Linked DNA regions of Mus musculus: all the other regions are linked to region 1. The links are chromatin loops, found by intact Hi-C in ENCODE. Cell type or tissue: left cerebral cortex. All regions are shown on one strand. Region 1 has its middle 57 kb from the start of Akr1e1. Region 2 has its middle 110 kb from the start of Gm35615. Region 3 has its middle 36 kb from the start of Gm40660.

Region 1 (8,000 bases):
ATTGGGTGCTAGAGTCCCTACTACAGGAACATGCATATTACTCTTATGTCGCTCAGGAGTAGTTTCTGTTTTGAATGAAAATTGAGACCAAACATGGCTGATATACTACATTTTGCAGGATTTTATGGGTTGTAATATATGGACATAAAAATGCTAGTTATTCTGCATGGAGAGAAACAATATAATCAATAAAATATTTTACTGATTTCAAATATGAAAGTCAATAATTTCTCACAGGCTGAAGTTTTTGTTCATTAAAAACATGTTATCTAAACATTATCCCTAAGAGAACATGATATGCAAAATTGATTAAATATAGTTAAGACTGCAAATTATTAGAACATTAATCCTCTTGTTTAAACAGTCATGATTTTTCCCGAGAAGATAAACTTTGCTAACATTTCAGTCCTAAGTATTTTCTAACAAAATAGGCATGGATTAAGTGATTTCCAGCAGACCATTTTCAATGTTAATTTTTTTCATGTTTTTTTCATATTTTCCTATAAAGCAATCACATATTTTTACAGTTATTCTCTCAGGGGCTGAAAATAAAATCTGAGATGTTTTAATGCTCCCTTTCTTTGTGATAACATGATAAAGTCACCAGATGTTCAAGCCCAGAGGCTCTGAAAAAAACATCTGATTTGGTCATTCACTTTGATGAGTTAACTAGGGCCTAGACATTCAGTTCTACGTTAACAGTCTATCTGATCAAAAGAACATAGTCTAAAAGTTGCATAGCCGTTTTAGAACATTCTGGGGCATAACAACAACAACAAATAATGATGATGATGATGATGATAATTGGTTATTTTAATCAACCACAAACATGATACTTAATATTCGCAGTTACTCATTTGATCTTGCTTCTAAAGAATGTAGGGGCCCTTGGTGCTGTGAAGGCTCAATGCCCCAGTGTAAGGGAATGCCAGGCAGGGAGCCAGAAGTGGGTGGGTAGGTAGGTAGGGGAACACCCTCATACAAGCAGGGGGAGAGAGGTAAGATAGGGAGTTTCTGGAGGGGAAACCAGGAAAGGGGATAACATTTGAAATGTAAATAAAGAAAATATCCAATAAAAGAAAAGAAAAAATAAATAAATAATTAAAAATATAGAACCCAATGAACTGCTTTTGCGAACTGAAATTTAGTTAAATGATTGCTCTGATATTGGCAATTTTATTTCAAAACATTTTCGGGGGAAACAATAGTATAATATTTATACATTTCATACAATAATTCATTTTCATAATCAAGACTTTCTAGTGTAGTATATAAATTTGAGAATGCCATATTTGAGTATCATTTCTAACCCTATAGTTACTTCTATGTCATCCCTCAAAAACATCACCTCTCAAATTCATGATCTCTTCTCCCATAATTCTCTTTCTCTGTCTCTCTGTCTCTGTGTCTCTCTGTGTCGCTCTGTGTCTCTGTGTCTCTGTGTCTCTCTGTCTCTCTCACACTCACACACACACACACACACACACACACACACACACACACACACAGCATAACCTACTGAGTCCAACCACTGTTTCTTGTCCGTACACACATTAGGGTTGACAACTGAGGATTGAGGCATTATTATTGAAGAAAGCTGATTTTCTCTCCTTTGCAGCCATCAACTGCCCTCATCTAGGGGTGTCCTTGTGAAGCTTTTCTCCACCAATGGTGCCATGCCAACTGCCATGAAGTTTGCAGGTATTGTACAGGACACTTTATTGTTGAGAGGTGACAGATGCAGGCTGAGTACCAGGTCACAGCTGTAAGAGTGCTCTGTGGACATGAAAGGAATGTAGCTTTGTTGTGTGTGTGTGTGTGTTTTTTTTTTTAAATGTATTCCTCATTATGACACGTAGCAACTCTGTTTAATGTTAAAATGCCACTCCAATTTTACTGGATGACAAAAACCATTAGCCATTGTGTGGTTTGGGTTAAGTACTGGATCTTCAGTGTTTAGGACATAAAGAATAAAGGGTTCAATGTGACCATCCCCTCTCCCTGATGCCTAGTGATTATGAGGCCACTCTGGGAAAAATAAGATATGTCTTTAAAAGAAAAAAAAACAGAAATAAAAGCAACAAAACATATATTTTCTGTGGATTAAAACAAACAACAACCAAAAAAAAGAGGAAAGAAAGAGAAAAAAAGTAGATAAGAATTTTTCTTCAACAATTTTGATTTTCTAGAAATTCTTTTTTCTCACCTATCCTGGTTACTTTAATAGTCAACTTCAGAGTCATTTGAGAAAAGAGGCCTTAAATGAGGAATGCCTTTGATAAGCTGAAAGTATGCAGGAATTTTCTAGAGGACTTGTCTTAATGGTCAATTGATATTGGGGACCCAGAATACTGTGAGCAGCATAATTCCCTAGGCTGGTGGTCCTGATATGTGTAAAAAATCTGTGCATGAGCCTGTGAGTAAACCCGCAAACAACATTCTTCCATGATTTCTACTTCAAGTTCTGACTTCAGTTTCTGCCTGGAATTACTTCGGTGATGTATTTTAAAGTACGAGACGAATTAAACCCTTTTCTTTTCTATACTGCTTTTGATCATTGTTTTATCACAGCAGCAGAAAGGAAACAAAAGCATCACTTTCGTAAGAAGGGTGTTTAATTAATCATTTTCAACAGAAATTATCATTTACAATCTGGCAGAGAACTTTTATAATAGTTGGCATTATCATCATGAAAAAATGAGAAATAAATTAATTTTAACATACTAATTGTACTTACTTGTTAGTAATTTCATATGCTAACTATTCTCCAGAGGCTGGCCGCACCTTCATGGATGAGGTAATTATCTGAAGTCCATGGCTATCATCAACTTTCTGTCATGTTAATTTATCAGCTGTGGTGATTACTATTGATAGAATGTATGTTCCTTCTGACCTCAACCTCCCATTATGCCTTTCTTTCTATAATATAAGCATGATTTTCAATATGAATGCTTACACTGTGAATAGTATACGTCCATTACCCTTTAGCAACATTGTCAAAGTTATATCTTCCTAATCATTTCTTTTACTGTGAAATCGGTTGACTCTACAGGAAACATCTTCACAGTCTGAATTAAATGTGTGAACAACAGCTCTTTCTCTTTACTACAGAAATAGCTAGAGGGTGGACAGGAAACATTTGGCAAAATGTCTTTCTCAGGTCACACAACACAAACGGAAGGAAGCTATGTTCTCACTGAAAATGCCATTCCTCAAATGACTTATGTCTCAGAAAATGTGACCAATGCACTAAATAAACATAGATAGACATATATTTTCATTAATGATCACATACCTCCCAAATTTTTATTACGTGGCTGGTAGAGAACTCAACTAACAATATGGCTAATTCTATCCATCATGGATGTATTTAAGTAAGGTGCTCTCTAAGCACCTCCACTGTAGGTAGTTCAAGGTCACAAATCTCAGATTTCATAGCCATTAAAGCAAGACTTGTACCAGGAAGACCTTAAGATGGGGGGGTGGGGGGAATCAGATATTATGTTAACAGTGGTATAATTACTTTAGCACGATTATTAAATGTTTCGTGGTTATATTTTTAAAGATTAATTTTCAATAATTTCTTATTTTAGGACCATTAAGAACTCATAGGCAATGAGAGGGAATGATTGACATTTTCTGTCAGAGGTAAATTTAAAATGGGCTGTTGCGCCATCTGCTGGCAGTTCTAAAGCCATCCAATTGAGAAGCTAATCTCGTTCACATTTTTAACAGCGTGTTTCATTTTTACCCCTGCTCTCTCTCTCTCTCTGGCAAGGCTTTCAAAAATGCTTTCTGAACCTCATGTAAGGTGAGCATAAATGCCAATAACTATGATTCTTTAAAAAATAATGTGAAGTTGTGAGCTTTACATCACATGCATTATTCGTCTTTTCACGTGTTTTAATGAGGTACAGAATTTTTCTTTTTTAAACGCATACCACTTTGGATTTTTTGGTATAAAAAAATGGATCATTTGGACGCTGACAACTAGTATTTAAAATGGAACCTCCCACCCCCAACTCAAGTCTCACTCCAGGAAGCTAAAAGCTGCAAAATGAAGCGGCTTCCCTGGCTACAATCATCTAACCATACTTTTTCCCATAGGCATGCTAACAGAGTCTTTCCCAAAATGACACTTTGTGATGTGTCATACATATGCATGATTCCATCCTGCCAAGGAGCAGGAAGCAACGCAAGTGCTTTTCTGAAAGGGATGATTTGAGTCAAAGTTGTGATGAATACAAGTACATTAATGAACAAAGAACAAAGGAAATTCCTTTCCATAAAAAAAAAAAAAAAAGAATGCATTTTTTTGGTATAACATCAAAGAGATAATTAAAAAGCATAGTTCTTTATTTGACATTGTGCATCTCTTTGAACTGTCAGGATACACAGGGAATGGTGTTTTGTGTCTATGGAAAGGGAGAAGAAATGTGTCTCTTTTAGGGTAAATAAAAGGGGCACATAGTTTTGGTGACTTTAAATAATTCTAATATTGAAAAAACATACCCTTATTCTCCCATTACCAATCACTGAAAATAAACAGCAAGTTTTGGGGAAGGTCCACTTCATCAAGTTTGCAGAATTGCTACCTCAGAACATGTTCCACGGTCAGCTGAAAGTGACTTGAGAAGAGTAAAGATATCGATAAATTCTGGAATCAAAAATCTGTCCTTGAATTAGGACACAGAGGACAATTCTACAAATGTTACATAACCATATGCAGTGTTTGGAAACAATCATGAAACTAAACAGCTAAACTGCTGATATACACTGTGGTCATGACTGTAAGCAAATTTTTTTTTTAAATGAATCCTTATTTAATACATCCCATGAAGAATGGCTAACAGGTCCATGACAGAGCTTTGTGAAAACAGTTAAGGATCTTCATGAGAATGGGAGCCTTGGGAGTTGAAACTCCCTCTGAGACCTGGACCATTGGTGATGTCTTTACAAGGATGGCAAGGCTATGCTTCAGAAAATGCAAATCCCTTTTAGCTTCTATGAAATACTTCATTAGTATGAATATAGTGGTGCAGTTTGGATTGCCAACCCCAATCCCATCATTTCCTTTGTCTCCACACTCCCTTCCATCTACCTCTACTTAGAAACAGTAGTACATTGGTACATGGATATAAAATAAAGCAATAATTATCAGTCACAAATAAATTCACTACAGGAACCCCCTGAATATGATGTATATTCCCTTCTGGGGCTAAATACCATTTTGTTTCTGAAGTCAACAACAATAACCAAATAACCCAGTGCTTCCAAAAACTAACAAATACTCATTTCCATTTCTCCAGCTCTAGTTGAGTGGCTGGGTTGACTATGTTCCTCTTTTGGTTGCTTTCGAGTTTATATGAATTTAATGGGTGGGGTAAATATTTACAGTCAAGCATGAGTGTATCCACAGGACAATCACCTTGGCCCAGATCTCAAGAGGTTTAACATATTAAGGCTGACCAGGGAAAACAATCAAAATATCAATAAGGGCGCAATCAAATCCTGCTAAGGGCTATAGAAGCCATGTCTATTAAAAAAGTCAGTGAACAGGAAGACACTGGAAACCCATCAGATAACCCAGTTAATCTTTTTTATTCTCACATAGCATGAAACCAAAGGGAATTTTCAAGAACCAATCTAAGTGTGGACAAATTATAAAATGCTAAATAAAATTTTAAATACAAATTTACTATAGTCAAACATGCAAAGACATAAATTTATCAGCGATAATATTTTTATTCAAAATGTAATCACACTGATCCTTTGGAATCTGTTCTTATGTTGACTTAAAAATAATAGTCAACTTTATAGTGTACAGAAATCCCCTTTAAAATCCTCCCCATTCAAATATCATTCCCACTTTCTCAGTTCTATCTTTAAGGTCACTGACTGACAATGTGACCACAGAGACTCAGAATTATGCTTGCTAGATGTTTACATCTTTCTTTCAAAAATGAGGGAGGGAGTAATACACCTCAGGCTTTACATTATTTTTAAGTTTATTTCAAAATTAGCAGATCATTATATATATATATATATACATATATATATATATATATATATATATATATATATATATATATATATAATAAAGGCAAAAATAAAACATATACTGTATTCTCCAAATAATTCCCTCTCATTTTTTATGAAAACTGTCAATTTCTTGATTATTTCAAAGGCCTTTAAACCATATGAAGTTCAGATAGTTACAAACGGCCACCACCAGTTACAAACGGTAATTCAGTTCTTTCTGCAAACCAGTATAAAATTCTTAACTGACCTGAAGGGTACCTTTTGACTAGGACACTATTTATTTTAATGGAGTGTTAAGAAAAATGCACAACAAAGAAGGTGCCATTTAGAAACTCCCAATAAATCAAAGCAGGGAATTATTTGTGTAATAATACATATAACTTTGATATTGTTTAATGTTATTATTTTTAAAATTATAATCCTAACTGCTGACTTAATAAACACATATTTCATAAATTGCCTCTTTACCAACAATATTTCTTTTCTTTCATTTTCCAAATAGTATAAACTAATAATAAATGATGCTAATGTTAGTTAACTAGTCCACAAAATTGAGTACTGTAATATTTTGTGTATTAGTTGAAATATAAATTAAAACTCATATATCAATAAAATGAAGTCATGTTTCAAATTTATGTATCAATCCATTTGAAAAATATGGACTATTGAGGATGCCATAGCATTAAAAAGTACTTGAGAATGCTAGATGTTTTAATATATAACTTTAAAATATGGAGCCTGGAATTTACTCTGAAGTCAGTCATGGATCCTGTATGAACTTCAAAATATTTATAGCTGTCTGAAGCTCAGGATAAGAGTGCAGAAGACCAATATAAGCACATTGGTTGTTTCCAAGCGGGATGTTATCCATTCTTAGGGACTCCTCCTACCTCTTTTTGTAGTGTTTGTTTTTCCAGACGTTTGTTTGTTTGTTCACTGGTTTGATTTCATTTTGGCTAGAATTATTTAACTGAAGAAATAAAATCTGGTCAGGAAAATGGGAGGAGGGGGGAGAACACGTAAAATACATTATTACATTTTTGAAGGTTCCCCTTCCTTATTGTTGAGAAATTAGACATGTCTATTTCCTGTTGGAGAACTTAAAATGTTTTCTCAAACATGAGTAAATCTGCCCAATAAAAACATTTTTACATTAACTCTGATATTTAGACACCCTTAAGCATTATTTTATGATTTCTTCCTGAAGGCATAAAACCTCTTTGCTAGGCTCTGGAATCAATAAACAACAAGTGTCAGGAAGACACACTCTTGACTCAAACCCAGCAATTTTGTTGTTGTCCTCTCCCTCTCCCTCTCCCCTCTCCCCTCTCCCCTCTTCTTCTCCCCTCTTCTTCTCCCGTCTTCTTCTCCCCTCTTCTTCTCCCCTCTTCTCCCCTCTTCTCCCCTCTTCTCCCCTCTTCTCCCCTCTTCTCCCCTCTTCTCCCCTCTTCCCTCTCCCTCTCCCTCTCCCTCTCCCTCTCCCTCTCCCTCTCGCTCGCTCGGCTGGGATTTTTTTTTTTTTTTGAGTTTCCCGTCGGTGAGTCATATTGTACTCTAACTTCCCCTTGGAACCATATGGGGCAATAATAAAGTGCTCCTCAGTACACAGCTATGCAGTGTTCCTTAACTGACTAAGGGGAACACTATGAACGCCTATCGTTGTCATAGATGGACATTCAGCCAAACAAAGCGACACGGGAATGGAAGCGAGTAGGAACAATGGATAATGGGCACTTTTACAGCTTTAGGATTTTTATGGGAAAAATAAAAAAAGCAAAACAAGTCCAACATGACCTTTGATAAAAGCACAGGAAAGCAATATCCTTAGTCACTTCTATTAAAAGACGCTTACAGGACTAGGACAAAGCCACAGATGTCAGTTGCCAAAACGTGGGGGTTTGGGGTTTGTTTTGTTTTTTGCTTGTTTGTTTGTTTGTTTTTATTAATTTAAGGAAATT
Region 2 (8,000 bases), 1.5 Mb before region 1:
CCTTCCCCATGACGACAACTCGGCCGATGGGCTGCAGCCAATCAGGGAGTGACACGTCCTAGGCGGAGGATAATTCTCCTTAAAAGGGATGGGGTTTCGCCATTCTCTTGCTCTCTTGCCTTTGCTCTTGCACTCTTGCACTCTTGCGCTCTGGCTCCTAAAGATGTAAGCAATAGAGCTCTTGCTCTTGCTCTCTTGCTCTCTTGCTCTCTGGCTCCTGAAGATGTAAGCAATAAAGCTTTTGCCGCAGAAGATTCCGGTTTGTTGCGTTCTTCCTGGCCGGTTGCGAGAACGCGTGTAAGATCCTTTCAGGCTAAGCATTAAATTTTCTACTCAGTCCTCTTTTCAAATGCCAAAACCTTTACTATTTTAACCTTGGTAAAAAAACAAAAACAAAAACAAAAACAATTTAAGTAGATCAGAAATGGAGAACAGTTAGTGAAGGACACCTTGGATTTTAAAAGAATGGTTATCTAACTCTGATGACATATTCATTAAATCTAGCATCATACTGGAATCTGGAGATATAAAGAAATAAATGAAATAAAGAGAAATAAAAGAAAAATATACAAATGTAAATGTTATCTGTGATGGTTAGAATGTCAACTTCACACAACCTAGACTCATCTGTGAAGAGTCTCAATGTGATGTTGCCTTGGGTTGGCCTGCTGTCATATCTGGGAGGAATTGTTGCTGTTGACTGGTGTAAGAAGAACTTACCTATTTGGGGTAGCACCATTCCCTAGGCCCAGAATCCTCTGTGGCATGATCAAGCCAGCTTGTGAACAAGTCAACAGTTTGTATGTATTCATTTAATTTTGATTCTCTTCCTTTTGTTTCCTGAGATATATTTCCTTATTTCTTTTTCACTTTTCTTCTATATCTCTCTCTTCTCAAAGAATGTAGAAAATCATTTGCAGTCAAACTCTTGCTCTTTCCTATCATTCTGCACAGTAGGCTTTCTTTAGAAAAAAAATTGTCATAAGTGGAGATTAGACAAAAAAATAAGAAAGCCAATTCTGGTTTTTTATCATGCAGGTCCTAGGGATTGAATTCAGATCATCAAAGTTGGTGGCAATTGCTTTTACCCATTGAGTCATAACAAGCCTTTCCAAGGCTGGGGACTGTATATTTCTCACATCGCCATCCACTGGATTTAGGACAGTGTCACATGTGGAGTAACACTTAAATCTCTAACATGTGCAACAAAATGTATTGCTCTGCCATGACTCGGTTGCTGTTCTTGATTTTTATGAGACACATTATTAAACAAAGGAGTCAAAAACCCCTGCCTTTTGTGGTCATGACAGAGAAAGAACATAAATGAGAAACAGAAGCCGTGGATGAGTCCTGTGGAGTATAAAACATAAGAAGTCATACTCGCCAGAGTTGAGAGTATCTTGCTGGTGGAGCCGCTTCTTCATTCCTTTAGTAAGACCGGCAGAAGGCTGAGAACAACCACTGCTTCCAACCTGTTATGAGATTTCTGAAACATATATTGAAAAGCCTTATATGTCATTCAGTGGCCCAAAATATACAATAAAATGTATTTACATATATGAGTTTGTTTTTTGCAGTCTAGAATCTAGATGTAAAATCTTACCATTTCAAGAATGAGGCCTGAACATATTCAGGTGCAAAGACAAATCTAATTGGTTATAACTGGTCATGAGATCTAGAAAGTGAGCCTCCAATTACTAGTGTATGAAGTATAATAATATGTACCATATGCATATATGATATGCTCTAAAATAACATAATGACAGCTTCTTAGCAGGTGGCTTTGAAACATAAATTCTCACTCTGAAGACGCAATCTAAGTCATATACTGTTTCAGCCCCCATATGCAGTAACAAGAACTGTAAAAAGTTGAGCTTTGATGTAAGCATTTCACAGTGACCTATCCTTTACTACAAAATTACAGAAAATACTTCCTGGATTAAGCTAGATGCCCATCCATGCTTACCAACCTGGTACTGACCAATACCTAGGTGTTTAAGAAGATAAAGCAGGGTACTCAGAGTCCTTTATGAAGCTGACATATTACTTATGTTTATGTTCGGAGAATGCTTAAGGCTAGAAATCTAAGTACAAGGTGTCAGCAGGCTTGGTTTTCTTGGACTTGTCTCCATTCATATTTTTCTTTGTTATCACAAAGGCTTCCTTCTGGGAATGTGTGTGTCTTTGTTTGTTTGTTTGTTTGTTTGTAAAGACACAGTTTTTCCATGTAGCCCTAGATCAGCCTTACAGAGTTCTTCCTTCCTCTGCCTCCCAATTGCTGGAAGTGAAGGCATGTGGTGCCACTGTCTGGCATTGAATATATGTATCTTAATCTCCTTAAAATATTTAAATTTCTTTATTTGTGGGAGGTAGGGTAGGTGTGTGCATGGCCTGGTGAGCATATAGAAGCCAGAGCACAACGTAAGAGCACAGTTCTCTCTGTCCATCAGGTGGTTTCCAGAGATTGGACTTGGGTTATCCAGCTTGGCAGTAAGTGCTTTTCGTTTTGAGCTAGCTAACTTGCTCCGAAGCTCCTCTTCTTCTATGACTACCCACTGCATAAGGTTAGAGTTCACCCAACTTTTTAAAAAGTCACTTTTTTAAAGCGCCTGTCTCCACATTCTTGGCCCATGGGAGGTTGAGTTTCAATGTATGAATGCAGAGCAAAGGTCAACATTCAGTCTGCAACAGTGTTAATATACATAACAATAGAACAAACAAGTGTCACTGTTTGTAATGACAGAATTATAGACATATGTGTAAATCCCTTGAAACAGTAGTTGGGGTAGAAATGACAGACATCCTGTAGCAGCCTAGACCAAGAGGACTTTATTCCTCATCTTATCTTCTGTGAGAGATTGTAGCTCAGTTTATTCTTGGACACAATTTGAAGAAGACTCAAGTGGAGAACTTCCTCTCATTTCACAAGTTGCATTGAAGAATGATGATCTATATCATCTCCCAGTGTGTATGGAAAATAGCAATGGTGAGAAGGAGAAAAGGTGACTTGTGCTGCTTCCCCTGCAAAGTCAGCAGCATAAGGCAGTGTGCGAGCTGCGTGTTCACTGGATCATGGCTGGAGAGGCAGACATGTGGGAGGAGGTTTGGACTTCTTGCTGTCACCTGCTTCTTAGTCTCTAGCAAGCATCAACCTGAAAGGCATACTCACGCCTTGTCTGTGTAATTCTGCAACCTGTAGCAACCTGTCATGTTTTTTGCATAAAATTTGTAATCATACCCACAAACTAGAAAAGCCTGCCATGAATTACTATGTGTGGTTAAAACAAAACAAAACAAAACAAAACAAAACAAAACAAAACAAACAAACTGATGGCAGAGATGTCTTATTGAAACATCACAGCACACGTTTGAGACCATTTGTATTATATTATTGTCAAGAGGGAAGAAAACTTTCAGTAAACTTTCAGTCTTCCAAATATCTAACTACGGGGACTGTTGTGATGCTACATTTATTTAAAAAAAAAATAGAAGAAGTCACCCCATATAACCAAGGCCAGTGTACAGAATTTGGATCTAACTTAGCTGTGCTGCACTAAGTAAGCAGTTGAGTCAGACCTTGCACAGGGAAACAATGGCTTGTGGTGCTTACTGATGGTGTGTTTACTGTGGTGTATTTACTGATGGTGTATTTTCCTGCATCATTTGCTTTTGCATTCCTTTCCACTATCCCAGAAATTTCCATGGCAAAGTGACTAAAGGTAATAGTGGATACTCATCCAGTAGCTTCAAATTTTTATGGGTCTTTTACCATGGGCCAGTCAGATAGGCCTATGAGACCAGGAAATGAGAGACACAGTCACTTGGAAGCAAATAATTGTGAGTGTAAAAAAAAAAAAAAGCCAATATGAAGAATTAGTGAGATCCTGGGTGTAGCTCAGTGGTAGAGTACCTGCCTAGCATGTGCCAGGGTCTGTGTTCAGTCCTCAATATTACATAACCAATGAACTCTTGTTCTTATTTTTAAAAATAGGTTTGGGTGTAACTTGTGTGCAAACACATACACGTGTGTGTGTTTATGTATGTGAGCACACATGTGTGTTCATACATGGCATTGTGTTTATTCATCTGTGTATATGTGTGCACATGAGTCTCTCTCTGTGTAAATGGTTTGGACCAGGAATCTGTGAAACCATGGAGCTGCCTGTTAACACCACACTGTGTGCCCAAGGTCCTTTTCTCATGCAGGCTAGAGAGAAAGGAAACATTTTGGGCACCATGACACCTCTAAAGAAATATCCTAGAAGGGTCTCAGACTAGAACTGATTTTCTTTATAACAACTTTGAAAGTGAAACAGAAATATCCCCAACTAAACTCCCGGGTCTAGTTCATTCCAAACCACTGGCCCTTTTCTCCCTAGTATATGGCTATATAGAACTTTTGGGAGAAGGAGACAGGAGTGGCTTCCCAGGTATAAAGTCAACTGTACCAGATGTCTTACACAGACCAAGTCTGCATTCTGCTTTCCCTATTGAAATCACAGAAGAATTCCACTATTTTCCTAAATTCTTATATTCCTTTTTTCTTTTCTGCACACACATTCATTAAGCTTTTGACTAGAGGATTGATTTTAATGAAATATGGCCCAGGGATACCAGCCCATCATTTCACTTGACGCTCATCTCAGAACGGGATGCTCTCATTCCAAACTCCAAGCTCTCTTTGAAATCCACTGGCTTACTCTTACTTTCCTCTCCGTTTCTGATCAATATAATCAAAGGACTCACTGTTGGCATAATAACCTTCTGGTTGAAATTCAGTGGCTGTGGAGTTTCCTCCCTTCATTTTTTCAGTGCATACTCCATCGCTTTGGATGCTGTGTGACTAACAGAGAACAATTGAGCTAGGACAGGAAAACCTACTATAGACATACTGCCTCTTCACCCCTTCAGTGTGTGTGTGTGTGTGTGTCTGTGTGTGTTTAGTCTAGGGGACAGTCTCAGGTATCATTGGCTAAATACCAACCATCTTTTATTTTCCTTTGACACATAGTTTTACACTGTTCTGAAATAGGCTATTGTCTACCCAGCAAGCCTCAGAAAGGCTCCTCCTGTTTTTACCTCCCCTAAACTGGGGTTGCAAGCATGTGTCACACACGCAGCTTTTTCATACAGGTTCTGGGGATCAAACTCAGGGCTTTCTGCTTGGAAGGCAAGCACCTTATCAACCAAGCCTTCTCCCCAGTGTGGATTTGCTCTATGAGAGCACAGCCACACTTGAAGCTGCTGAGCAAGCTTTAAAATAAACTCTTAACCCAGCAGGAGTCTTTCATTCAAGGAAAATAATAGCAAGGGGACTGATGTGTTCAGGAATTGCCATGAGCAAGGAGTTTATGCAAAAATAATTCTTCAGAAATCTCTGCAGGATCTGAGAAAGGCTGGTAATTACAGTGTCAACCTGGCCTTTCCAAAGATACAGTTTGTGGAATGCAGTCTTTCCTCCGCCTCCTTCAAACTACTGAGCAATAAACAGTCATTTGTGATAATTGCCAAAGACGACCTTTGCTGGGGAGATACGGGGTGTGAGATTCTGGTTCCTGTGTCTCAGTACGGGGCCATTTGTCTCAGCCATTTTTATTCCAGCAGCTCCTGTACATGACTCTCGGCCACCATCGCCCACAGTGTTTCTGTGGCTCCAAACCCACCTTCTGGGCTCTACTTTTAAAAGGAAGAACAATGTCTATTTTTGTTTCTTCTCTTCCTCTCACACCCAGTTCAATGTGATGCCACAAATATGGCTAGCTGTTTGGAATAATTTGCAGAATTTAACATTACAGGCAAGCTCCATCCTCCCAGTGTGTATTTTGAGTATTTTATCATGAGTGTCAAGATTTTATGCATTACAGTATGCTCATGATATTTCTCCATGCTTTATTTTGGGCATGATAAAATCTGTAGCAATTAGTTTCTCACAAGTCTATTTTGTGCTAAGGAATCTGTTATTTGCTCCTCGGGTGGGTTCTTTGATTCTACCTTTAACGCGACTGACTCTCTTTATTCCCAGACTGATGCTCTCTCTTTGGGTTTGGCACATGTCCTCTGGCTTCTGGCTTCTGGGCTCTGCTCAGCCTTTTGAAATGCAACTTGGTAAAATGTCAAGTGCAAATTAAGATGAAGCTATAGGGTGGTGAACCATAAACATGAGTTAAATTTTAAAATGTGCTTTTACCAACAGGAAATGAGAGAATGTATGCATGAAGATAATGTGAAGATTGAAATTCATATTTTAATCCTGTCCCAGGAGTCAGAAAGAGAATAGATGTCAGTTGTTTGGGACCCCTTAAATGGATCACAGCTGACCTGAAGGGAATAATTTAGTTGCAGGTATGTATTGCTTAACAATAGTATGTGAGAAAGAATCCATTAGGTGACTTCATTGTGTGAGCATTCTGGTGTCCTTATAAAAACTTAAATGATGCAGGTCAGTCCCTCTGTGTAGCATCTTGATGCAGCCAAAGTAGGAGGAAACAGGAGATTTATCATCTGTTTCTGCTATAAATAAGAAAGACAAAACCAAACACTCTTTTATAGTAACTTTATTTATACCTAAGGACACATAATATTATATACCTAATTATAGGTAATACACTTTTTAAAATATTTATTTTGTTTTTAATTGTACATGTATATGTGGGAGGACATGCACACGTGAACGTTGGTATCTGTGAAAATCAGGAGTGGACATCAGATCCCCTGGAACGGAACCTATAGGCAGCTATGAGCCACCCCACATGTATTCTAGGAACTGAATTCAAGTCCCTCATAAGAGGTATACTCACACTTAACCATTGAGCCGTCTCTCAGGGATCAACCATTGAAAATACTTTCAAATACTGATTAAAAGTACAGTACCACAAATAAGTAAACCACAAACCTCGTCATTTTTATCTTTGTCTCATTTATACTCCATATACTTTTGTGCACTAGACTTCATACAGTTGGAAGAAATACCGATATTGACTTAATGATGTCAATGAGATTGATCCCTGCAGAGAAATACCTCACATAGGCATCTTAGGGTTTAGGTGATTCACGGTTGCTGAGGCTTCCATGTACGGGCTATGTTGATTCTGACCTACCGCATCATGACGGCAAGAGCTTCTTTCATGGCATGAGAAAAGCAAAACAAAATGTACAGGTCTAGGGACCAAATGAAAGCTTCAAATGCATTTTGCTGCCTTCAGAAAAATGCTAACTGCTAATTTTTCCAGTACCTCTCCAAATAGCGTCACCTCATGGGAAAAATCTTTAATTCACCAGCTATTGATGGAGGAGGGTACTTCTTATTTAAGCCATACCAATATTAATGAAGGAGTTTGCCCAATGTGAGCCACTTGAGAAGTGCCTTGTATATAATCTATTTAAGCTGAGATACACATTGCTATTATATAGAGATAGAGAGAGATTTTATACACACACATGTATATTTTTTATATATATATATACATATATATACATATACATATACATATACATATACATATACATATACATATACATATACATACACATACACATACACATACACATACACATACACATACACATACACATACACATACACATACATATACATATACATATATACATATATATATATACATACATATATATATATATATATACATATTAGAGAGAGAGAGAGAGAGAGAGGGAGGGAGAGGGAGAGAGATGAAATGCTGTTTGTCATGCATGTATGTCTGGGAGAGGGTGTAGGAGCCACTAGAGCTGAAGTTATACAGAGTTGTTAGAAACCCCACATAGGTGCTGGGAAATTAACCTAGGTCCTCTTGAGGAACAGCCAGTGATTTAAACTGCTGAGCCAGCTCTCCAGCACCAACAGATTGCTTTATATTAATTAATTAATTAATTAATTAATTGGAAGGAGAATTAAACCTAGAGCATTGTGCATGCCAGGTAAGTATCCCACTATTGAGCCATTTCTTCACAACACATTTTACATTTTCTCACTGAGTTTCCTT
Region 3 (8,000 bases), 830 kb before region 1:
TGAATGCAGCAATTGCCCTGGAACCCAATAGATGTCTAACCTAGATCTAGTAAAGTATCTTCCTATCATCTATAGAGATGTAGTTCTAAGTTCCTTCGGGTTTGTGTTTTCTTTAGATTCTCTTCTTTTTTGGGGGGGGGGCTTTTTTTTAACTAGATATTTTCTTCATTTACATTTCAAATGCTATCCCCAAAGCCCCCCCATATACCGTCCCCTACCATGCTCTCCAACCCACCCACTCCTGCTTTCTGGCCCTGGCATTCCCCTGTACTGGGGCATATGATCTTCACAAGACCAAAATTCTCTTCTAAAATGATGCTAACATCTAATTTAATGAGTGTTTAATCATTTGGTATTCATGTTACATCTTTACAAACATACATGTCTACATTTCCCTGTTCTGTTAATTTAAGAGTCCTTTTCTTCCTTAATAGAAATGCTGTCTTTATTATGTATTAGTCTAACAGCTCTTCATTTTTTCTAATATGAGGGACTGGCTGTGTATATATTAGGTTGAGCACTCTACGATTAACAGACATCCACAGAACCTCTCCCTTCTTAAGTATTTTGAGGCACATCCTCTTTCAATTTCCCAGGCTGGCTTAGGGACCCTATGTAACTAAAACAGACTTTAAGCTTGTGAACCTTCTGTTGCAGCTGTGACTATGGACATATATGAACACCTCCATGCCAAAAGTATATTAATTTTTATGGATTCCTATTTCTTCTGATGTATGGTAAGTCAAGTCACTCATTCCTAATCACAATATTCAGAAGATTTTACTTACTATATATCAGAAGATTATTTTTGCTATTTGTATACATGCATTTAATATGAATGTTATATAATATAATTTTATGTGAAATTTTATATAATAATTATGCACATTAAAGTTGTTTTAAAAAACAGTGTCCTTCTAATCTGTTATGACTTTCTATTGTTTGATATGTTATATTCCTTAACAAAGCAGTATTTTGCTCAAATATATAGTTTCCTTCTCATGAAATCTATATCTTAAAGTTACATACCATTCTCACTATTATTTCTCACTTCATTCTCTCATTATTAAGAGCAAACCTCAGATTTTGTGCATTTGCCTTCTTTCTGTTCACCTTAATGAATTTTTGTCTTAACTCCAGTAGTTTATATCCTCCTGAGCTTTCTAGTTAGAAACTTATGTCCTGAAAAGGAGATATTTTTATCTTCTCAGAACTTTGTCCAATTTATTAAATTATGTATCTCATTACAAAGGCTTGGTTGTTGAAGGCATTATTAGATTAAGACATAAAAGTACAAATACATATCCAGTTCTGATTTCAATTAAAACAGAGTTTTCACTTTAGCATATAGAAAAATAAATTAGCAAAGCAAGCCAGCAATTTTCATTTTAAAAAAGAAAACTATAAAGAAGAATGTCTAAAGGGAGCTTTATTAAACATCTCTCTTAATAAACTTTTATATCTGTTTGATTTTTGTCCTTACATAATGGATTTTACATGACCAAATAATGATTAATCTTTCTTCCACTCCATGCCCACATCTGTTAGACTGAAGATGAAAGAAAAAAAAGAGCAAATCTTAGCTAAATTTGCAAATCTCATCACCAATTATATTTTATTTCCACAGCCCTTTCCCTTTTCCAATCTATCTTAAATGCATGTTTATATTTAACACATACATATATATGAATTTCCATATTTCACATATAAACACTTTATATATTTTTAACATATATAATAATGTACACACATTTAAATAAATATGTGCACATACATAGAGACACACATATACACACATACACACACAAACACACACATCATATTTGCACATACATAAATACATACAAACATACTTACACATACACACACACACATACACACAAATACAGACACATACACAGATAAACCTACACATATATACATATACGAACACACATACACACATGCACACATACACATACAAACACAAACAAACACACATATATTATACTTACACACAAACATACACATACACAGGTATATGTAAACATATGCACACACAAACACACATACACACATTCACACACACATATACATACATATATATGTGCACATATATACACAAAACCACACTCATACGCACAGATACATACACAAACACACACACATATAGAAACATATACACATATGCACACACAAACACACACATATATACCAACATACACACACAAATACACACACGCAAACACAATTATACACACACAAATACACTCATTCAGACAGATATACATACAGAAACACACACACAAACACAATTAGACACACACACACACCTCCTCAGCATTTCCTAACACTTTCACTGTCACTATTGCTATCCAAGGCATCTGAAGCCCTATGTTAGGCACCAGAAAACACCCCCATTTGGTTTCTGTACTTCAGTCTCACTCTACTGGTCAGAGCCATTTTAACTTCTGAGACAGAAGTTAAATAACTCCAGCTCCATGTTAAAAGTGCTGCACTCCTCTTTCATGGGAGACTCATTGTTTTACTTAATGCCCTGCATGATCTCAGCACTATTTTCTTTCTCTGTATTTCCCTGCCTTCTTCTGATCTTGCTTTGCAGCAGGTGCACTGTGGTCCTGGTACCTTATGGCATTCTTCACTGGTTTCTTGTGTTATCTACTCTGCATTAATCCCAAACAGTGCTCTCTGGTCTGCTCCAGCCTCCATACTAGCAGAGCAAATTCTCTGATAAAAGGTATACGTAATCCAAAGTGGCTAACTTTCCTCTTAGCACCTATCTATATCTCTGCTCAGTTTTCTCTTTTTGCTGAATCATCATCTGATGTATCAAGTGTGTGTTTACCTCTTTCACTCTCATATTCCTCATGCTAGACAGAAAGCTTCATGAGGCCATGGTAGAGTGCCTTTGTCTTTACTTCATTTCTGTTATTTTTTGACACAAAATCATCCATTGAATATGTTACTTATGTGACAACAACAAAACACATAAAAGGAACATGGCCATAACATAGTTACTCACATTTTAATGTATTTTCATCTTTGTTCATGAACAACATCTTTTTATAATCATCTTTTATTGTTCAATTTTCCTATTTTGAATGTTATATTGCCTTTGTAAAATGAACTGGGGAAGTCTTTTATCTTTTTTCCCCTAAGGCCTGAAATAATTTAACTTTGAACAGCTCTCTTTCTTAAAGGTTATATAAAATGCATGTTACATAAACCTCAGCTGGGTGGCCATCTGTTCCCACTGCCTTTTTCAATGATAGATCTTTAAGCATCTTTTTCTAAACTCTTTTATGGTAACTGGTGTATTTAAGTTTCCCCTTTCTTCTTGGGTGAATTTTGGCAATCCATATTTTTCTGGGAAATAATCCATTTCCTCTAGACTTTCAAATGTCTCGTCAGAAAGTTTTGTATATATTTTTATGACTGCCTCAATCACTTCAAAATTTATGCTTTTTTTCTGTTTCTTTCAATCTCGAATCATGTTTTAAAAATCATTTCTCTCTTTTTCTTGAATGAGCTAACACATCATTAGTACTCTACTGTTAAATTTAATTTTATTTATGATGACCACCATGGAGAACAAAGTATGTGGATAAAGAAACCAGAACAATACGCAGTCTGTTGGTGAATTTATGAAATGCTATGTCTGAAGAGGAAAACAGTATTATTGGGTCTTAAAAATTTGAAAAAAGAACTACCATATGATCCAGAAATTTCAGTTCTGAGAATGTACAGTCTCTGAGAGATATCTTTATACCTGTGTTGATAGTATAATTACTCATAGCAATTAAAACATGGAGGAAACCCAATACTTAAATAGTAATAAACAAATAAGCAAACCATGTGGCACACATAGAGAATGGAAAGTTGTTTAGCTAGATTGAGGTAATTCTGATGCTTGATACAATATGTATCAACTTTGAGAACATTATGTTGAGTAAAACAAGCCAGTAATAAATCAACAAATATTATTTTATTCACTTATGAGATACCTCCAGTAGTCATATATGTAGAAAATAGGATGGTGGTTACCAAGAACTAAAAATAGAAGATACAGACATGTCTGAAGATGACATGTCTTCAGTTTTAAAAAATTGAAAAGTTATAGAGACAGATGTTGCTGATCATGTAGCAGATTGCCAATATGATAAGTATCACCGAGTCATATATTTTTCAATGGATTGAATGCTGAATTTAATGTGGGTTTTATTTTTAATAAAACATTCATAAACATATTAAACTGATACAAAATTGTGTTTCCCTTTAAAGATATTAGTTTTGCTGCACAATAATTTCAGCCATGTTTATCAGTTTATAATCATTATTTGCTTTTCATTGGAATTATTTCCTATATATTTTTTGTTTGTATATAATTTTATTAGGTATTTTCTTCATTTACATTTCCAATGCTATCCCAAAAGTCCCCCATACCCTCCAGCACCCCACTGCCCTACCCACCCACTCCTACTTTTGGCCGTGGCATTCCCCTGTACTGAGGCATATGAAGTTTACAAGACGAATGGGCTTCTCTTTCCAATGATGGCTGACTAGGCCATCTTCTGATACATATGCAACTAGAGACATGAGCTCTGGGAGGTACTGGTTAGTTCATATTATTGTTCCACCTATAGGGTTACAGACCCCTTAGTTCGTTGGGTACTATCTCTAACTCCTCCATTGGGGGCCCTATGATCCATCCAATGGCTGACTGTGAGCATCCACTTCTGTGTTTGCTAGGCCCCGGCATAGCCTTGCAAGAGACAGCTATATCAGGGTCCTTTCAGCAAAATCTTGCTAGTGTATGCAATGGTGTCAGCGTTTGGAGGCTGATTATGGGATGGATCCCTTGGTATGGCAGTCTCTAGATGGTCCATCCTTACATCTCAGCTCCAAACTTTGTCTCTGTAACTCCTTCCATGGGTGTTTTGTTCTCAATTCTAAGAAGGAGCAAAGTGTCCACACTTTGCTCTTTGTTCTTCTTGAGTTTCATGTGTTTCACAAATTGTATCTTATATCTTGGGTATTCTAAATTTCTGGGCTAATATCCACTTATCAGTGAGTACATATCATATGAGTTCCTTTGTGATTGGGTTAGCTCACTCAGGTTGATGCCCTCCAGGTCCAAACATTTGCCTAGGAATTTCATAAATCCATTGTTTTTAATAGCTGAGTAGTATTCCATTGTATAAATTTACCACATTTTCTGTATTCATTCCTCTGTTGTGGGACATCTGGGTTCTTTCCAGCTTCTGACTATTATAAATAAGTCTGCTATAAACATAGTGGAGCATGTGTCCTTCTTACCACTTCCATCTTCTAGATATATGCCCAGGAGAGGTATTGCTGGATCCTCGGGTAGTACTATGTCTAATTTTCTGAGGAACGGCCAGACTGATTTCCAGAGTGGTTGTACAAGCTTGCAATCCTATCAACAATGGAGGAGTATTCCTCTTTGTCCATATCCTTGCCAGCATCTGCTGTCACCTGAATTTTTGATCTTAGCCATTCTGACTGGTGTGAGGTGGAATCTCAGGGTTGCTTTGATTTGTGTTTCCCTGATGATTAAGGATGCTGAACATTTTTTTCAGGTGCTGCTCTGCCATTCGGTATTCCTCAGGTGAGAATTCTTTGTTTAGCTCTGAGCCCCATTTTTTAATGGGGTTATTTGATTTTCTACAGTCCACCTTCTTGAGTTCTTTATATATATTGGATATTAGTCTCCTGTCTGATTTAGGATAGGTAAAAATCCTTTCCCAATCTATTGGTGGCCTTTTGTCTTATTGACAGTGTTTTTGCCTTACAGAAGCTTTGCAATTTTGTGAGGTCCCATTTGTCAATTCTCAATCTTAGCACAAGCCACTGCTGTTCTATATAGGAATTTTTCCCGTGCCCATATCTTTGAGGCTTTTCCCCACTTTCTCCTCTATAAATTTCACTGTCTCTGGTGTCATGTGCAGTTCCTTGATCCACTTAGAGTTGGCCTTAGTACAAAGAGATAGGAATGGATGAATTCACATTCTTCTACATGATAACCACCAGTTGTGCCAGGACCATTTGTTGAAAATGCTGTTTTTTCCCCCACTGGATGGTTTTTGCTCCATTGTCAAAGATCAAGTGACCATAGGTGTGTGGGTTCATTTCTGGGTCCTCAATTCTATTTCATTGGCCTACTTATCTGTCGCTATACCACTACCATGCATTTTTTATCACTATTGCTCTGTAGTACAGCTTTAAGTCAGGCATGGTGATTCCACCAGAGGTTCTTTTATCATTGAGAAGAGTTTTTGCTATCCTAGGTTTTTTGTTATTCCAGATGAATTTGCAGATTTCCCTTTCTAATTCATTGAAGAAGTGAGTTGGAAATTTGATGGGGATTGCATTGAATCTGGAGATTGCTTTTGTCAAGATAGCCATTTTTACTATACTGATCCTGCCAATCCATGAGCATGGGAGATCTTTCCATGTTCTGAGATCTTTAATTTCTTTCTTCAGAGACTTGAAGTTCTTATCATACAGATCTTTCACTTCGTTAGTTAGAGTCACACCAAGGTAATATTATTTGTGACTATTGTGAAGGGTGTTGTTTCTCTAATTTCTTTCTCAGCCTGTTTATCCTTTGTGTAGAGAAAGGCCATTGACTTGTTTGAGTTAATTTTATATCCAGCTACTTCACTGAAACTATTTATCAGGCTTAAGTGTTCTCTGCTGGAATTTTTAGGGTCACTTATATATACTATGATATCATCTGCAAAAAGTGATATTTTGACTTCTTCCTTTCCAATTTGTATCCCCTTGATCTCCTTTTGTTGTCGAATTGCTCTGGCTAGGACTTCAAGTACAATGTTGAATAGGTAGGGACAAAGTGGGCAGCCTTGTCTAGTCCTGATTTTAGTGGGATTGCTTCCAGCTTCTCGCCATTTACTTTGATGTTGGCTACTGGTTTGCTGTAGATTACTTTTATCATGTTTAGGTATGGGCCTCGAATTCCTGATCTTTCCAAGTCTTTTATCATGAATGGGTGTTGGTACAGGGGAAAAATTCCTGAACAGAACAGCAATGGCTTGCTCTGTAAGATCGAGAATTGACAAATGGGACCTAATGAAACTCCAAAGTTTCTGCAAGGCAAAAGACACCGTCAATAAGACAAAAAGACCACCAACAGATTGGGAAAGGATCTTTACCTATCCTAAATCAGATAGGGGACTAATATCCAACATATATAAAGAACTCAAGAAGGTGGACTTCAGAAAATCAAATAACCCCATTAAAAAATGGGGCTCAGAACTGAACAAAGAATTCTCACCTGAGGAATACCGAATGGCAGAGAAGCACCTGAAAAAATGCTCAACATCCTTAATCATCAGGGAAATGCAAATCAAAACAACCCTGAGATTCCACCTCACACCAGTCAGAATGGCTAAGATCAAAAATTCAGGTGACAGCAGATGCTGGCGTGGATGTGGAGAAAGAGGAACACTCCTCCATTGTTGGTGGGATTGCAGGCTTGTACAACCACTATGGAAATCAGTCTGGCGGTTCCTCAGAAAACTGGATATAGTACTACCGGAGGATCCAGCAATACCTCTCCTGGGCATATATCCAGAAGATGCCCCAACCGGTAAGAAGGACACATGCTCCACTATGTTCATAGCAGCCTTATTTATAATAGCCAGAAGCTGGAAGGAACCCAGATGCCCCTCAACAGAGGAATGGATACAGAAAATGTGGTACATCTACACAATGGAGTACTACTCAGCTATTAAAAAGAATGAATTTATGAAATTCCTAGCCAAATGGATGGACCTGGAGGGCATCATCCTGAGTGAGGTAACACATTCACAAAGGAACTCACACAATATGTACTCACTGATAAGTGGATATTAGCCCAAAACCTAAGATACCCAAGATATAAGATATAATTTGCTAAACACATGAAACTCAAGAAGAATGAAGACTGAAGTGTGGACATTATGCCCCTCCTTAGAAGT

What was found. A loop is a pair of places that touch in the nucleus more often than their neighbours do. Peaks named below come from ENCODE experiments on the same cell type or tissue, not always from the same donor. Only the 100,000 strongest peaks of a DNase experiment are listed, where the experiment ranks them.
Region 2: it touches region 1 in a loop (4-fold over the local background); 4 of 42 quality-filtered maps call a loop at or near these places.
Region 3: it touches region 1 in a loop (20-fold over the local background); 3 of 42 quality-filtered maps call a loop at or near these places.

Annotation. Positions count from the first base shown.
Region 1 is chr13:4,662,654-4,670,653 of GRCm38, reverse strand. No RefSeq gene overlaps it. Among named protein-coding and RNA genes, the nearest start is that of Akr1e1, 57 kb to the right of the region's middle. In left cerebral cortex, a CTCF peak has its summit at 3,679 (motif pointing left); DNase peaks (open chromatin) are centred at 3,739, 4,091, 4,515, 7,668 and 1 more place; H3K4me3 peaks cover 919 bases; H3K27ac peaks cover 1,103 bases.
Region 2 is chr13:6,176,507-6,184,506 of GRCm38, reverse strand. No RefSeq gene overlaps it. Among named protein-coding and RNA genes, the nearest start is that of Gm35615, 110 kb to the left of the region's middle. In left cerebral cortex, no CTCF peak of the experiment used is centred here; DNase peaks (open chromatin) are centred at 3,001, 5,697 and 5,988; H3K27ac peaks cover 1,381 bases.
Region 3 is chr13:5,487,723-5,495,722 of GRCm38, reverse strand. No RefSeq gene overlaps it. Among named protein-coding and RNA genes, the nearest start is that of Gm40660, 36 kb to the right of the region's middle. In left cerebral cortex, no CTCF peak of the experiment used is centred here; DNase peaks (open chromatin) are centred at 2,575, 2,745 and 3,248; H3K27ac peaks cover 3,060 bases.